Regions from separate parts of the Homo sapiens genome. Here region 1 is linked to region 2. Evidence: chromatin contacts called from ENCODE Hi-C or POLR2A ChIA-PET data. All regions are on one chromosome and are shown on one strand. The core of a region is the stretch at or near the end of the contact, and the rest is flanking DNA. Distances in the headings are between cores, read along the strand shown. Region 1 overlaps VAC14 (VAC14 component of PIKFYVE complex). Region 2 overlaps WWP2 (WW domain containing E3 ubiquitin protein ligase 2).

Region 1 (3,090 bases), core at 492-2,991, 890 kb before region 2:
TGATGAGGAGCACAATGATTTCTTAACCCCCTCTTTAGCTGTTAGGCAAACTCTAAATTGTTCTTCTCAGCCTCCAAGATTGCACACTGAGAAAGAAAGGAAAGAGATTCTTCTGGCCAGCAAGTGAAAAGCTGTTCTTTTGGCAGGAGTGTGTTTAGCTCTGGGACCTGGAGCGGCTGCTATAGAAAGACAGAGGCATCGGGAGTTCTTGAAGACACACATCTGGTGGGGGTTCTTGGCATTGAGGAAGATGCATGATTTCCCTAAAGACCCTGGGAGCGTTTCCTCTTCCCCAGGCAGCTTTCCCAGGCCGCACCTCCATGTCGGAGTCAGTGGGGGTGAGAACGGGGTACCCAAGCTCCAGCCAGGCTTGAGTGGGTTGGACTTCCTGTCGGTGTCCACACAGCCTCCTTTTCTGGTGGACATAACGGTTGAGATGCATGTCAAGGTGAAGCCAGTGGCTTTAAAACCTTCATTTTTTAGCCAGCTACTCTGGCTCCAGGCCCTTTCCTTAGCAGCAGGGAGTTGAGGCCAAGCTCACAGATAGAGCGAAGATGGCGACATGTGCGGTGGGGTGCTGTACCCCCACTCCCTCCACGGGACTTTGCAGGACTAAGGCAGATGAGCCTCCCGAGGCACTCATTTGGGGCTCAAACCCCAATTCCTCCCATTTTTAACTGTGTGACCTGTTTCCAAGGCCTTTCTGCTTTGTCTGTGACGCAGCGATGATAGTGCCTGCCGTGTCATAGTGTGGTGGGGTTATATAAATGGCGCATGTCTCAGCCCCAGTGCTGGCTGTGTCTGATAAAGCGGGGCTGTTGTTCAGCCTCCCCACAGGGCTTGTGCTTCCCAGGGTGGTCTGTGGAGGGGGAACCACACCCCTGAGGGGATGAAATCATGGCACCTTCCGTGCCGAGAGCTGGCTCCAGTGCACCGGCCCTGTTGCCCCAGTGCCCAGGGCACCCACCAGCGGCCCGGCCCGGCTCCGCTAAAACAACTCTGCCCGGAGTAGGTGTTGGTGTGCGTTGCCTTCCCCCGGCCTCTTCCCACCCTCCATGCTAATGCAGGCAGAACAAGCCCAGGCCTTGTCTCCCCGTGAACCATCCACTTATCCTCAGTAGAAAGGAGAGGAGGGAGAAAACCCAGCCTCTTTGATAAACTGTGATATGAACTCCAGCGTGACCCGACAGCTGTGATCTTTACAAGGCCTGCTTCTGTGCTGGGAAGCGAGCAAGTCTGAAGACAGTCGCTCTGCCTGCCAACACGGCCCTCCGGCCAGCCGCGCTTTGGCTTCAGCGACTGTGCATTTTTCCCCTCCTCTTCCTCCCTGCCGCCTTGCAGAGAGGACTGGTGGAGAATGCTTGCATCTGTAATGAGCCACTGTATGCGGTGAATGCCAGGGCCTGATCCGAACCGGCCCAGTTAATGGTAGATGAGGTCCGAGCCACCTCCCAGGAGAACAGGGCACTCCTAAGATGAGGCGGGCATTTGGAGAGGATGGGGCCCACAAGGGAAAGGAGGAAGCAGTCATGGGACTTCTTTCACGAGATCCTGACCCAGAGAAGCCCAGCAGCAAGGCTTCCGGTTCATTCTGGGCCTCCTCTCACCTCTGCTACAGACAGGCGTGGCAGCCTGTCCAGCTGAGCAAATGCTCAGTCCCTAATATGTGCCTCTGCTACTGCCCCTCCCCAGTGTCCTGGGTTTGCATAAGAGCCCTTGTGTTGGGAAGAGGGGGAATAGGTGGAGTGGGGAGCTGATTGGTCACTGAGGGGGTGGGGGGCCGGGCAGCCGCTAGAAACTGGACTTGTTTTTAATTGTGGGGCCTGGGGGAAGGGCCTGAGAAGAAACTCTCTTTCATGCCGTAATTGGGAAATTCCACTTTGCTGGCCTCGTGCATTCTGCCCTGTGGACAGGGCCCTTGGCTGGGGCCAAATCACCAAGGTGTCCAAGGCCACCGGCCGTCTGCACCACTGGCGCCCCTCCCAAGCCCAGCTCCCACATCAGGCTCTGTCATCCCCTGCAGCTGCCGAATCTCGAGTCCATTTGGCATCGGGACCCCCTCCTCACTCTGTGAGTCTTTGTGCGGTGCCCCCTCACCTGCCTGGAGGCATTGGCCGGGCCCCCAGAAGCCCATTGTGCTGGTGCTAATGGATGGCGAATTAGAGTGAAGTGGCCAGACCAGATCCCTGTTTGCCTCTGGCCCCAGCTCACAAGCTAGAGCTTCTAGGCGGCCCCACTCTTCCTCTCACCCTTTTAATGGATTGCGTTCATTTGTTCAGGATAAAAATAAATTGCTGTGGCAAATGTGCACCAACCTAAGTCTGTTTGCTAGAAGAGGCCCCGATCCACCTACCCAGAATGCAGATGGGTTTTGATCTTTCATAAGTCCGTAGCCGTATCGATTGGGCCCCCAGCTGAGGGGAGGGAGACAGGACATTGAACAGGCAGGAGGAATTCTTCCACAGAGCTTCCTGCTTCCCTCTCAGCAGAAGCTTCTCTTCTTGCTGGCTTGAGTTGTCTGTCCAGCTCCTTGTGTGAATCTTCTGGAGCTTTCCACAGCCGTTCCCCGCCCAGGGGCCAGGGCTGAAGTGTTTTTGTCGCCATGCAAGGGACGCAGAGGAGTGTGTGCAGCAGGAGCCGCTTTACACAACCGGCTCCCGGCTTCTCATCTCCTAATTAGAGACCCCTTCGCAATGGGAATGGCAGGGGGACCCAGGAGGCCCAAGAGGCCCAGTCTGACACACAGAAAAGACTGTTGGGAGAAAAAGAGTGCTGCCTTCCCAGGTGAAAAGATGACCTTGTGAGGTGCAAAGTTCAGGGAGCCCAGAGAGCCTGGCCCAGCCTGCATTCCATTGTTCCCTAGTCCATGGCAAAATGACCAGCGTCCTTGCACCTCACAGAACCATCGGAGGTTGTTCCCTGTTGACCCAGAAGTGGCTGGAGATGGAGTGGGGGGTGGTCCTGGCCTTGCTCTGCCTCCTCCAAGCAGTCCCCACAGTGTCATACACACTGGCACTCCCTGTAACAAGGGATGGCTTTTCTCCTGCAAAATGGATACCACATGTGGCAGGCCTTGCTAGACCAGGCTGG
Region 2 (3,048 bases), core at 246-2,745:
CTGCAATTTACCTTCAAATGGCTCAGGAAAAAAAATACACCCAGCCATATACTATAATAACATATAGATAAAACAAATTTGGCAAAAAAATGTTAACAAGAGCCAGAAATAGGTGGATGGCATTTGGGTGTTCACTGTATCACTCTTTCAATTCTTCCATATGTTTGCAAATTTCATAATTAAACATTGGGGAAAGGTTTTTTTAAATTGGCAAGGTTATTTAAAAAATTAAACTTCAGAGAACAGAACACCTCATTATTTGCTTTTTAAAAAAATTGAGCCAGAGGAACCCTATAATACATAATGGGACTAAAGAAACCATTAGCTAATTGAGTGACAGATTCGAGCATACAGGGGAGGCTGAAAGGCGTAAGTGTGGCTGGAAAACATATACTAGAACCTTAGTTATAAATAGCAGTCTTAGCCACCTCACCTCTGGGGCCCTCTGTTTTCACTACAGCTGTGCAGACGGCTCTACAGAGGCCCTTTCTCTTCCAGTATGTCTTCCTGCTGCCTTTGGAGGCATTGCTCAAAATCAAGAAACCCATGAAAAAGTAGGTTTAGTGAGTCTATTTCCATAACTGGAATCTGAGTTAGCATATAGGAAGCTCACAAGCTCCCCTCAAGCTCATCAAGCCCTGCTCTATCTGCATCCGTGCTGTTCACATCCGTGCCTTGAGCACCTACTATTCTAGTGACTCAACAGGAACAAGATGGGCAAAAATCTGTGCTCCTAGAGCATTTACATTCTACTTGGCAGAAACAGACAATAAGCAATTTCTTTTCTTTTTTTCCTTAAAAAAAAAAGAAAATTGCATAATCTGTTAGAAGGTGGCAAGTGCAGGCTGGGCGCCATGGCTCACGTCTGTAATCCCAGCACTTTCAGAGGCCAAGGCAGGCGGATCATTTGAGGTCAGGAGTTTGAGACCAGCCTGGCCAACATGGTGAAACCCTGTCTCTACTAAAAATACAAAACATGAGCTGGGTGTGGTAGCGGGCACCTGTAATCCCAACAACTCGGGAGGCTGAGGCAGGAGAATCGCTTGAACCCGGAAAACAGAAGTTGCAGTGAGCCGAGATTGCACCATTGCACACAGCCTGGGCAACAAGAGCGAAACTCCGTCTCAAAAAAAAAAAAACTAAAAAAAAATTTTTTAATGAAATAAAAAAATTTAAAAAAGAAGGTGGCAAGTGCAATAGGAAAAAATAAAAGAAGGGGGATGAAGAATGTTAAGCTGGGAGAGGATGTGGGGTAGAGAAGAAAAACCTCCCTGGGAAGGTGACAATTGAGCAAAGACTAAAGGATGGGGGAAGTCACGTGGGTATCTGGAGGAAGAACATTCTAGGCAGAGGAAAAAGCAAGCCCAGAGGTGCTAGGTGAGAGAGCATGCCTAGCATGTCTGGGGAATGGCAGGGAGGCCAGGGCAGCTGGAGTGGAGCGAGGGAAGAGAGGAGCAGATGAGGGCAGGAGGTAGCCAGAGCCTCCCAGTCAGGCCTTGGGACAAGGTCCTTGGAAATTGCTCAACATGGGACGGGACTCCGTTACAGGGTTTTGAGCAAGGAAGTGACCTGATTCCTGCTGTAGCACAACCAGTCTGGCTACAGGAGAAGGGCTGAGGTACACAAGACCAGGTAGGAGGTCACTGTGGTAATCCAGGCAAGAGCAGATGGTGGTTTGGGCAAAGGTGATGGCAGTGTCTTTAAGAAACACAGTGTCTAAGAAGATTCTACCCTGGCCTCCTCCCTAGCATGAGTTAGAAAGCCCCAGGACTCCCCACCGAGCACATCAGCCAGGCCCCGCAGGGCCACTGATCTCTTGGAATCAAAGCTTTGGGCAAGTCACAGGCAGGGGCTGCAAACAGTGCCAATTTAGAGCATGGCTAGAGGAAGTCTGATTCAATTAGGACTAAATGGAACATATATAATGAAAATATTCAGCTGGCAAGAGGCTCAGGTTTCAGCAAGAAAGCCAAAGGCCTAAGCTCATGCTAACTTCAGTAATCAGCAAACATACTTCTTCAGCTATACGACTGCACCCTTCTGTTCTAAGTAATAACTGGTTACCAATACCTTCTAATGCTACTTTATGGAGGTCGACAGACAGCAGTAAGGCTGAATATGAGAATCTAGGGAAAAGACTCTGGGAAGTCCCCAGGGACTGTGCCCTTTGAAAGACAGCCCTTTAAAAGCCAGCATACCAAGAGAGACAATCAGACACCATGTGCCTCCTGATGGAAACACATATCACCACACCAGAGAAAAAAAAGAACCAAGGTCAGTCTCAGCCTCTAGATCTGCCCATGAGGGACAGAGAGACACACAGACCCACACTTTAGGGAGACACACAGCAAAATCCAAAGTGTGGGAAACTGTAAAGGACACGCTGTCCAGTTTCTTCAACAACACACTGCAAGGAGTAAAAAGAGGGAGGACTACCTCTAAGTTAAGAGAGACTGAAAAGATATATCAATCTTGTTTGGTTCCTGACTCAGACAAACCGATGGCTTAAAAAGGCTGAGCACAGTGGCTCACGCCTGTAATCCCAGCACTTTGGGAGGCCAAGGCAGGGGGCTCGCTTGAGTCCAAGAGTTTGAGACCAGCCTGGGCAACAAAGTGAGACCCCATCTGTATAAAAAATAAAATAAAATAATTAGTTGGACGTGGTGGCGTGCACCTGCGGTCCCACCTTCATGGGAGGCTAGGCAGGAGAATCACTTGAGCCCAGAAGGTCAAGGCTGCACTGAGCCATGTTTGCATCACTGCACTCCAGCCTAGGCAAGAGAGCAAGATCCCATCTCGAAAAATAAAAATAAAAAATAAAAAGGTTGGGCCAGGCACAGTGGTTCACACCTGTAATCCCAGCACTTTGGGAGGCCAAGGCAGGCAGATCACTTGAGTTCAGGAGTTCAAGCCAGCCTGGCCAACATGGCAAAACCCCATCTCTACTAAAAATACAAAAATTAGCCAGGTGTGGTGGCACACATCTGTAATCCCAGCTAACTTGGGAGGCTGAGGCACAAGAATCACTTGAACCCAGGAGGCAGAGGT

The links. A loop is a pair of places that touch in the nucleus more often than their neighbours do. ChIA-PET counts read pairs that join two places held with the same protein, here RNA polymerase II (POLR2A).
Region 1: a map of HepG2 shows a loop between it and region 2 (19-fold over the local background). The contact joins two enhancer-like sites. A Hi-C loop is called at or near these places in 1 of 168 maps with a recorded cell type or tissue (HepG2). POLR2A ChIA-PET finds 5 or more read pairs at or near these places in 2 of 52 experiments (CD8-positive, alpha-beta memory T cell and T-cell).

The regions. Positions count from the first base shown.
Region 1 is chr16:70,724,187-70,727,276 of GRCh38, reverse strand. The region is part of intron 14 of VAC14 (VAC14 component of PIKFYVE complex); the gene reads left to right. Among named protein-coding and RNA genes, the nearest start is that of VAC14-AS1, 29 kb to the left of the region's middle. RefSeq lists an enhancer at 617-911. Within about 2 kb of position 1,741, at least 21 of the 41 ENCODE cell types and tissues checked have a DNase peak (open chromatin) inside an H3K27ac peak, as active enhancers do.
Region 2 is chr16:69,832,623-69,835,670 of GRCh38, reverse strand. The region is part of intron 4 of WWP2 (WW domain containing E3 ubiquitin protein ligase 2); the gene reads right to left. Among named protein-coding and RNA genes, the nearest start is that of WWP2, 72 kb to the right of the region's middle. Within about 2 kb of position 1,495, at least 9 of the 41 ENCODE cell types and tissues checked have a DNase peak (open chromatin) inside an H3K27ac peak, as active enhancers do.